2 separate regions of the Mus musculus genome follow, and region 2 is linked to region 1. A link is a loop called in an ENCODE intact Hi-C map of the cell type or tissue named here. Cell type or tissue: left cerebral cortex. All regions are shown on one strand. Each heading gives the region's core, and the rest is flanking DNA. Links, peaks and the distances in the headings are about the cores only.

Region 1 (5,374 bases), core at 99-5,098:
TGGTTGATTAGGCAGGAACGGGACAAGCTTAATCTCTTACACTCCACAAATGGTGTTTGAGGTTCGTATTTCCAAGCTCACTTAGCATGTTGCCCCGTGGCACCCCACAGTGGATCCCTGGGATGTTGGGGTAGTGAGATAAATAATGAAATTCCCCACCTATCCTCTAGGTTCCGATCCCCGGAGCTTCAAATGTTACCTCACATAGCAACAAGGGAGGACTTTGCAGATGTGACAAGGTAAGGATTGGAGACTGGAATGGGATCCAAATTATCCAAGAGGCCTTGACAGCCACTGGCATCCACAGGAAAGCAAGACAGAACATGAGTAAGCCAAAAGCACGTACAGAAACTCTGGAGCCCACTTAAATCCTCTGCAGGAAACAGAAAACTTTCCCCTAGGCTCTCCAAGAGAAAGGCTTTGAACCTCTGGCTGCCAGAATTGTAGGAAAAGCAGGGTGTGAGGTTCACAGCTGTTCCAGTTGTGTTCTCTTGCTGTGGGAAGGACACAAGGAAGCCACCAGGTTGCCTGGATCGGGTAGAATGGAAGCTTGGAGCCGCTGGACTTTCTTGCCTTACAGACAGGCTATAAGATGCAAACATTTACCCTCTGAACAGCAGGAGCTGGGTGACAGGATAGCTTCCACCCTCCAGGGTGACGCTGACAATCTGACCTTGGGGAGTTAGAGCTTGCCTCACTTCCCCACCTTTAAAGTGGTACGAATGCCTGATTCCTATTGGGTAACTTGCCAGGGTGAGATGAAATCTCAGGTATCGTACATGCCGCACACAGCAAATGCTGTGCACGCAACAGTCTCATTGTCACCTCCTGGACAGTTTTCTACTGTAGGAGTGGCACCCACTGTCCCTGCCTGAGTCTGCCCTGCCCAAGATGATGAAAGACAATATAGATCAAAGCATCAAACCCGGGTCTACACATGAAATTAATTTATGACCCAAAGTAATTTCACACAATATTATTAGTGTGTGTGTGTGCGCGAATTTTGAGTGTACTGCCTCCTTTCCCTGAAGCAAATACCAAACAACTCAGACAAAGAGGAATTTCACTGCAATAGAAACTCACACGAGCACACTCACACACACACACTCCACACACACCACACACACACACACACACACACACCACACACACATGCTCTTCAGGCTCATTGTAAATTATATAAATACTGCTGCCTCACACTCCTGGCTGACCATCCCTTTAAGGTCCCTAACCTAATTATACCACTAAAACCCCCTTTGCTCTGTAAGGGCCCGCAACCACAGATTTGAGGGTTTTTATCATCATCTTTAAATGTTTTAGGGACTGCAACTCTGTCACCCTCCTGCATGTTCAATACCTCTTGCTGCTTAAAAAGTGGGGGGCTGGAGAGATGGCTCAGCAGTTAAGAGCACTGACTGCTCTTCCGGAGGTCCTGAGTTCAATTCCCAGCAACTACATGGTGGCTCACAAACATCTATGAAGGGATCTTCTGGCATGACTGCTAAAAGGTATGGAGACCTTTAATCCCAGCACCAAGGAGGCAGAGACAGGTGAATCTGTGAGTTCAGGACAGCCAAGGCTACATGGTCTCAAATAAGCAAACAAATAAAATCCACTAATCTGGGACAATAATTCTGTCATGAGCGGTAGCAGGGTGAAATTTTTATTTCAAGAACTTTCAGACGGGTGTAAAAAGATCTTCCAGCACATGGCGGGAAGGGACCCATTTTCTCAAAGAAGGGGTGGCACCCGAGATTGTTTTTCTGGTGAGTTTAGCTAAGTCGGCCACAGCCCCCACTTTGTAGAGCAGCCAGCTGGGATAGAGGTAATGGTCTCTGCCTAGGAAGCCCAGGGCAATCAACAGTTTCCTTTGAAAGCAGAAACATCTAACAGGCACAAAACATTGCTTAAATCCAGAGAAGTAAGACTTCTTGTGGAGGAATGGCCTTCAAACCATGTACGGTTCATCTTTGAAGACCCTCAAGATTCGAGTCCTGCCCAGTGTCTGCAGCTGCATGGATGCCTGAGAAGGCTAGCATTAAAGACAAGGGAGCCGATGAGTGGTCAAGGCAGGTTTCAGGACGACTTTTCAACAGTGACACCCAGTGGCCGCCATGTGAAACTGCAGGCCTGGCTCCTGGAGACTTCGGCAGGTAGGGTCCATGGGGAATCAAGCGCTCCTAAGCAGCTCAGCTGGCAGACTTGTTAGAAGGGAACTTTGTGAGGGGCATACGAGGAATCAGAGAGGCTAGGTAAGACCTGCTACTGGGCATGGGTGAGGGTGGCTTACAAGATACACCTGGCTTCTTTTCAACTTCCTTAGTGACTCCCATTCTGAAGAGGAGGGTCTTCTGCAGTGAGCACCCCATCTGCAAGGCCTGTGCCGGTGTGTGGCCCGCTGTGCCCCTTCACAGGTACCCTACGCTGTTGGGTAGGTGCACACACCCAGGGCCCAGAGTGCCCTCAGGACTCTGGGGCTTGTGAGCCCAGTTAAGTTTTTAATTTTGCCTCTCTTTTTTGAAACAGGGCCATACTATGTAGCCCAGACTGGCCTCAAACTCATGATGCCCCAGCCTCAGTCTGCCAAGGGCTAGGGGATTAGAGATATGAGACCCCATGCCAGTTTCTCTATTAAAAACATAGAGTGCTTTTGCTGCGGATGTTGCATGCAGAGGAGATGTAGATAGAATCCATCTCAGCAAAAAGCAGACATTTCCTCCCTATTTGCTCGGAGTTCTGCTCTGTGGAAGGAGAGTGGTCCGGGATGTCCTTATGAATGAAAAGGGGGGTTAAATGCATAGATGGAACCAGCTCTACTGACAGCCAGAGAGGAAGTCCCCAGGGAGACATCCCACATAACAGACCTTCCCTTGTCAGCCTTGGGGGCCCAGCTCATAGGTCCTCCCGGGAGTCCTGGCTGTGCTCTGTCCCAGTGTTTCTCACTGAACGATCAGTGTGTGAGTTTATGTCTCTCTGCTGTGGAGAAAGGGACTGGTCAGACCTGTGGCTCTGGGCGACCAGGGATGTGGCCGGTTCTTGGCTCTAAGCTCACCTGCAGAGGAAAAAGTCCTGGCCCCCAGTCAATGGTGACTTGACGGTCACGCTGAGCAATCCTTCCGGTAGGAATCAGTTCCATGGTCAGATTGCTTCTATGAGAATGATCCACTGCTGGAGACAGGGAGGGTGTTTGTGTCTTGCAAAGATCTCTGTACCTTAGAAGGCACCAGAGATCCAGAACTCCCAACACCCTCTCTCCAAGGGAAATGCTGCCTTGCCTGTGTGTCTGGGATGCTTTTGGGGAGCAGATGTGTTCTGAGCCATAACAAGCTTTAGGCTAGATCTGCAGTGTGGGAAGAGAGAAGATTTGAAGCCTCATAGAGCATAGGCAGTCTGGGCTGCTTGACTCTGTAAGTCCCCTGGACCTGCACGGTGGGAAGATGAGTCCTTGATGAGAGGAAGGTGGGGTTAGGGTGTGGGGTACCTCACACAGAGTCAGCCTCTAGCTACACCCACCCCCAACGTCCTTGATGAGAGGAAGGTGGGGTTAGGGTGTGGGGTACCTCACACAGAGTCAGCCTCTAGCTACACCCACCCCCAACATCCATACCTCATCTAACTCCCGCCTATCCAGCGGCTGTGGTCTGGTGGCCTTCCCTCAGAAGCCAGGCTTACGGAAAGCCTAAACACTAGGCCAGGCTCTGATGATGAAGGGAAGGAAGGCTCAGGGTTATCTAGATGTGCAATGGCAACTATGAGCCATGCAGTGTGGATACACAGAGTACCCTGAGAGACACCGGCACTCCTGACCTTAGGCAGGTAGAAAGAGGAGAATCCCTGCCAGGCCGGGCTGTGGGGGAGTGAGGAGAATTGCCAGGGGCAGGAGCCAAGAGTGTGGAGCTGAGGAAGCACAGGGAGGCAGTCCCACAAGGGCACATGCTGGCCAGCAGGGCAAAGATCAGGACCTTCTTGCTCCATCTGGGCACAGCGGGGTGGAGGGGAGAATACAGTCAGATCAGCGTATTCAAGATGGACATTCTTACACACTCCAAGTAACACTAACAAATAAGTGGATACGCAAGCTCTGCCTTAAAGAGAAAGAAGCCCTGGCACCACTCTAAGGACAGGCCTCACGTATCTCCTCTGGCCTTTGAACCTCCTGGGGGAACAGTCTGTCTTCCAGAATGTCAGCTTGCTGTTTGTCCCACTGAAGCTGAACTTGTCAACCGCCAGGTCTGAGCACAGCCTGGGATACAAACCACTTGTTATCCTATGCTGAGTGGTGTCCCAGAGACTGGTACCTCAGGACCAGTGCTTTCCACAGTTTCAGGCTAGGGCTATTTGATGTAAGAATGGCTAAATGAGTCTAGTCATGGCCAGGTAGCCAATGCACAGCAGACCTGTGGGAGGTGGGATTTTTGAGAACGCTATCTGACCAATCCGAGTCTTCACCTATCGTAGAGTTTCATGGCTGTGAAGAGACACAATCCCCAAAGCAACTTTCTTAAAGGACAACATTCAGTTAGGGCTGGCTTACAGTTTCAGAGGTTTAGTTCATCATCTTCCTGGTGGGAAATATGGCAGCATGCAGGTAGATTTGGTGCTGGAGAAAGAGCTGAGAGTTCTATCTACATCTTGATCCAAAAGGCAGCTAGAAGGGAACTCTATTCTGTCCTAGGCAGAGCTTAAACATAGGTCACCAAAGCCCATTCCCACAGTAAGGCACCTCCTCCAACAAGGCCACACCTCCTCCAACAAGGCCACACCTCCTCCAACAAGGCCACACCTCCTCCAACAAGGCCACACCTCCTCCAACAAGGCCACACCTCCTGATAGTGCCACTTCCCATGGGCCAAGCAGACTCAAATCACCACACTATCACAAGAAAAAGGCTTCCCCCATAGGCAGCATGCTCCAACTTCCTGGGTTTGGGACTTTGAGGATCATGATGAAAGGCCTGCCATGTTAACATTTCCACAGGCTATCCAAAGCTGACCTGTGATGGTGACCGTGGAAGAAATACTGGCTTTACATATGCAGTAGTCCCTTTCCCCTTAAACACTATTTCAATTATGTCTGGTTAACTATGGTCTGAAAACGTCAGATGGGAAGTTCTAGAAATACAAAATTTGCAAGTTTCAAACATCTTTTATTGCAGCACTGTTCTATTTTGTAATCATTGATGCTAATCCCAGCTGTCACAACAGATGCTGTGACGTGCAGGCCCTGTGTTTAAGCAGGGACTGTCAGACGTCCTTAGCGTCACCCCCTTCCTCATTCTCAGAGACATCTGCCTCTCTGTGTTTCCAAATGAGCACAGTGGGGAGGCCAGAGGCAAGTGGGGTGTGCCTCCCCTGCACCCCAGAAGCAGAGTGTT
Region 2 (5,374 bases), core at 56-5,055, 57 kb before region 1:
GGGGAAATTAATTTCCTTTATTATTTTTATTACTACTTTGTTTCTAATACACTTTTGTTGGCACTTGGCTTTAGGCAGACACGCACCCCGCAAGTGTTAGACCCATGAGCCTCCGGGAACTGCCGATTCACAATGGGAACAACCAGTGACGAGATGGTGCCCGTGGAGCAGGCCTCCTCGACCTCCTCCCTAGATCCCCTGTGCTTCGAGTGCGGCCAGCAGCACTGGGCGAGAGAAAACCACCTGTATAACTACCAGGGGGAGGTGGACGACGACCTCGTGTGCCACATTTGCCTCCAGCCCCTGCTCCAGCCGCTCGACACGCCCTGCGGACACACGTTCTGCCACAAGTGCCTCAGAAACTTCCTGCAGGAGAAGGATTTCTGCCCGCTGGACCGCAAGCGGCTTCATTTCAAGCTGTGTAAGAAGTCTAGCATCCTGGTCCACAAGCTGCTGGACAAACTGCTGGTCCTGTGTCCGTTCTCTCCCGTGTGCCAAGATGTGATGCAGCGCTGTGACCTAGAGGCACATCTTAAAAACAGGTGAGCGGGAAGGCGTCAGAGGCACCAAGGAAGTGGGCCAGAGAGCCGCTACAACCAGTAGCCACACGCCATGCGGGGCCGGGAATGATGCCTGTGCCTAAACTCCCCTCACAGGTGTGCTGAGGCAGGGGGATGAGCACCGGTAAATCCATGAACCAGTCAAATAGGAGGTGCGATAAATAAGTTGCATTGGTTCGTATTTAATAATATACCTCAAAGGCATGGATCTAAAAGCCACAACAAGCAAGAAGCACTTATTAATATTTTCTTCACCATACCATGCAATTTAAACTCAAATGGACGTCAGGTAAAACACTAGCGTCCTTTTGCAAGCCGGGTTGGCATCAAAGGAAAGAAGCAAGAAAGGAACTAAATGCAAATAAATTCTTTTGTCTAGTTTGTTTCCACAAGGAAGAGCCTCGCATGAAGATTGTTACGCAGCCTTAGGCATGGTTGGAACGCTGGAGTCAGTCCAATTGCCTAAGGGTGGGGGAAGACAGGCGGGGCTGCACTGGCCTTTGGCAGGCAGACCTCTGTGAGTTCTAGACCACCCTGGTCTTCAGAGTGAAACCCTGTTTCAAACAAAACAAACAACAAAAAGAGAGGCGAAGAGTTAAATATACCCCAGAACTGTAACCCACAGTCAGAGAAAACAGCAGTCCCGCTAGCGGGGAAGGGCAGGAATGGGTCGGCTGATTTAAGTTGCTGAGGTCTTGAAGACTTTGTGTTGAGAGCCTTGACTGAGTAAGAACTAGGAATTAGAGACAGAAATGTTTAGGGGTGATTTTAGTTCTAATAAACATTTGTTTCAAATGTTAAGTAATGTATTTGTGCCAGCCTCTGAGTCTCACAATATGATTTTAGTAAGACTTGGCCTTTGATATACATTGTAAAAACCTGAGCTGGCCCCAGGGCTCATTGAGTAAAGACCCTGAGTCAGACAGCCTGAGTTGGATCCCTCGAGCCCACAGGGTGGAAGGAGAGAAGGGGCTCCCTCAGCTTGTCTTCCGACCTCCTCATGGGCACCGGGGTCCCTGCTGGTGCATGCACTCACACAGAGACACATGCTCACACACATGAAGACGTAAATAGCAACCACCACGTCTTTACACTCAAGTGACAGAAACACATGTATTTGTTTCTAAGCGTCCGTTGAAAGAACTTGTGTGGTCGTGTTGACTCTGGCCAACAGCACATCGCACATCACACTGGGTTCAGATACAGCGTAGGTCTAATGAGGAATAGCACATAAGGTCCTAGAGCTAACCAGACTGATCCAATCCTGTCATCTGGGCGCATGGAGATTTAGAGCTAGTTAACCTATGCGCATGTTTAAAGTTTGCTGTGTGCACCAGGCTACTCTGCCGTCGAGTCTGTGCACTGCTCTGCTGGAGGGAGCGGTCGGCCTCTCATGTGCAAGTGGCTGCATGTGTGTATTCAGCCCGGAGATCACAGCGTTATAAAGGGATCTCACTTTATTCATTAGAAATGATTGAGAAGTGAGAAACTGAGTCTCTCAGCTGGGGATGAGAACCTCATACTGTGTTGACACAAGGTCGTGGGTTTGGTTCCCTGCACTGGAGGGAACAAAAGTCTTAAAATATGAGAAATGTGGAGATTTACAGAGAAACTGCTTGACCCCAAGGTATGTTGCCTACAACAGAGGTTAGGAGATAGTAGGGTGTGTGCCTTTGGAAAAGCAGGGATCGTGGCTTTGCATTCTCCGTCTCCGTCACCAGCAGGCAGAGTCCGAGGACCCACCAGAGGCGCAAGTGTGCTAATCTTAGTCAAGCCTAATTGTGTGTGAATAATACTTCAGACCTGCCCCTTCCTTCCCTCTGTCCATCCTTCCTTTCTTCCTTCCTTCCTGTCTTTTTATTTTCTTTTTAAATTAGCACACAAAGCACTATCATGACATCTTCATACTAGGCTTCTTATGTGTCTCAAAACTATTATTAGGGTAGGATTCTTTTGTGTCATACCAAACATTTGTGACCAAACTGTTGTGCTGGGTACTTGCCAAACAGCATTCTGTATACAGCACTTCTCCTTTCCAGTCCCTCCAGCCTGAGTCTGAACACCTAACATTCAAAAGGTGCAAGCAATAATGCGCATGCTAAGCTAAGAAGTTCTCAGCCTAGGTCGTCTCAAGCAGCCTCGAGTCTGCCAACGCCTCTCTGTGCTGTGGAGCTCAGTGCGTTTCCCATCTCATTCACCGTGCCCCTCAGCGCTGGGCTTCCCTGTGACTGCGCTTCTTCATTGTCTCCAGTGAGCTGGACTCTCCTGTTGGCCTCCAGTCATGCAGAAGTGGTTCTCCGTAGTTCTTGAGGTTTTACAAATTTGCCATTGTCTGAGTGAGGAGTATCAGGCATCCTTTGGTCAGTTTCTGCTGCTGCTGCTTGCCCTGTGCCTGGACCTCACTTCCTCTTTATTCCATGCCCAGTGCTGGGCTGTTTCACTGAGCACTGCAGTGTGTCAGCTCATTGCGCATCAGTCTTCCTGTTGTATGCCCCAGGCTGGCGTAGAACCCCCAGTCCTGCCTCAACTCAGTTCCAAATGCTGGAATTACAGGCATGGACCACCGTGCCTAGCTTTATTTGATCTGTTTATAAGTACTGTGAATTAAACCTAGGGCCCGATCTGCTACGCAAGCACTCTGCCAGCAGTCAGTCTGGCTTGGTTTGGTTTTAATGTTGAGAACAAGAGTAATGATTTGCCCGTGTCTGTCTCCTCGTTCGCTGCCGTGAGGGCCAGGCTAGCTGCCCTTATACACTTCTGCCCTTATCCCTAGGGTCCCAGGTCCTCACTCCATCAGCACTAGGTTTTTGCCCAGGTTCTGGGGTCCAAGCTCAGGTTTGCAGGACTTAAGCCAGCTCCCCCGCCCACCTGCCACCTTTCTTAAATCAAGTATTTCTAGACCGCTGCACACTTTTGCTGGTTTCCAGAATCCAGAAGTGGTTGGTTCTGATGACTTCTCCAGGCTTCTCATTGCTTTTATGGAGGGGAGACTTCTGGTAGCCTTGCTGGGTCCTTTTGCTCTCTGTCAAATTGATTTTTGTTTGTGTTATATGTCTTTATCATCTTCCTTGACCCTGAGCCACTCACTGCTTCAGTCTCCAGCACGGGGCTTAGCAAGCATCCCTTTGCCATCTCCCTACCACGATGCATACATAATAATGCACAGTGCCTTCTGCTGCGCCATGTCTCCTGACGCCCCTGTGCACCTCGTAGCAGGGAAAGATGTCCCCGTAGCCTAAAACTAGTTACTTTGCATGTGATTTCCTTTAGAGAGCAGGATTCCCTTCATGGAGCAGGTACATAGCCAGCAGGAAAGGAGAACTTGTGTTTGGGCTCTTTGATGTTACCTGAGCCCTTTGGTTTCTTTTTCATCGGGGGTTGGTGTGGCCCCGTGCAGCGCCCAGCCTGTGGCTGGCTGCACTGTCCCGACCACTGCTGCTTTGGACCAGTGTGGTCTCAGCCGTGCGTGCATGTCTATAGTCTGTTGACTTTACTTTCTGCTTTCAGTCCTCTGTGCTAGCTTCCCATATGCGCTAGGCTGCCCCTGCAGTGCAAGCAGGAAGGAGTCTGTGTTACTATTGAGTGCTCCATTTCCAAGGACACATAGACACACAGGGGCTTTGATGTTTGTGCTACCTAAGCCAGATTCAGGCTCCCGAAGTCAAATGATGCACTTGCCTCAGCTTCTGAATAGCTGGGCTGTACGTGGTTCTCTTGGGATGACCCTGTCCCACACCTGGTTCTTGGAGGTTTGGGGTCCTTTTGTTTTGGTCTGTGTGCACACGTGCATGTCAAGCCCAAGGACAGCCTGGTGTGGTGTGGTGTGGTGTTGCTGAGACACTGTCTGCCTGCTCCTTATTTCCTTTGCTTGTCTCTGAGGCAGGGGTTCTCACTGGTCAGCAGGCTTCGGGGGGTGGGGGGCTGCCTTGCTGCCCGGCTCAGTAACCCCAGCTCTGGGGTTAGAAACATGTGCCACCACACCCGCTTTGTTTTAATATGAGTTCCGGGATTTAACTCAGATCTTCCGGCTTGTAAGGCAAGCAAGCATTTGGTGGAGCTATCTCCTCTCAGTGTTGGCTTGGCTTGTTTGTTTAGAGACAGGCTCTCCAAAGAGCATGGATGGCCCTGACTGGCCTGGAATTCCCTTTGTGGGCCAGGCTGCTCCCAGACTCAGCGATTCACTTGCTGCTTCTTAAAGGTGTCACCACGCCCCCCACCCCTTTGGTTTTGTTGTTGCATGATTGTGTGTATGTGTTTGTGTGTGTGTGGGGGGGGTGTTAAGAAGGTCTCCCATAACCATGCTGGCCTTGAGCTCTGTACAGCTTAGGTTAGCTTTGAACTGATCCTCCTGTCTGTAGCTCTTAAATGCTGGGATTGTGGGCACATGCCACCACACCCACCTCAGCCTTTTGGTCGCTTAGGTCTGGTTACCCCTGATATCCCATAGTGGTGTTTTGAAGTACTTGTTAGTAGAACAAATCCAATTTGTTTTTTTTAGGACTTAAAAAGAATTCCACACAAATAAACTTAGTATTGCTGTTGAGGAAAATGCTAAAAGCCTTTGAAATTTGATCAGAGTGTGTTTGGGCTGTACCCCTACAATTCAATTGCTTTGTGATGTTGGCTTAGCTCGGTTTCAGGTGTCCCGTGTATATTAATAGAACAGTTCTGAGGATGCAGGAGCTTTGTGCACATTGTGGTTGTCACATGGGGACTAGCAGAGCGCAGCCTCCTGGGGCTTCAGTTCTGTGTGTACCAAGCAAGGGGCATAGCTCTGAGTAGGCTGTGGTCCTGGATTTTCCTCTGTTCGAGCC

Evidence for each region. Hi-C counts contacts between places; a loop is a spot of excess contacts. Peaks named below come from ENCODE experiments on the same cell type or tissue, not always from the same donor. Only the 100,000 strongest peaks of a DNase experiment are listed, where the experiment ranks them.
Region 2: it touches region 1 in a loop (2.1-fold over the local background); 2 of 42 quality-filtered maps call a loop at or near these places.

The regions. Positions count from the first base shown.
Region 1 is chr5:146,980,136-146,985,509 of GRCm38, reverse strand. It overlaps the pseudogene Gm46936. Among named protein-coding and RNA genes, the nearest start is that of Mtif3, 19 kb to the right of the region's middle. In left cerebral cortex, for the core only: a CTCF peak has its summit at 2,105 (motif pointing left); a DNase peak (open chromatin) is centred at 2,102.
Region 2 is chr5:147,037,199-147,042,572 of GRCm38, reverse strand. Lnx2 (ligand of numb-protein X 2) reads left to right here. Exons shown (of 10, transcript NM_080795.4): 2 at 75-542. The coding sequence starts at 133. Among named protein-coding and RNA genes, the nearest start is that of Lnx2, 37 kb to the left of the region's middle. In left cerebral cortex, for the core only: no CTCF peak of the experiment used is centred there; a DNase peak (open chromatin) is centred at 3,035; H3K27ac peaks cover 1,398 bases.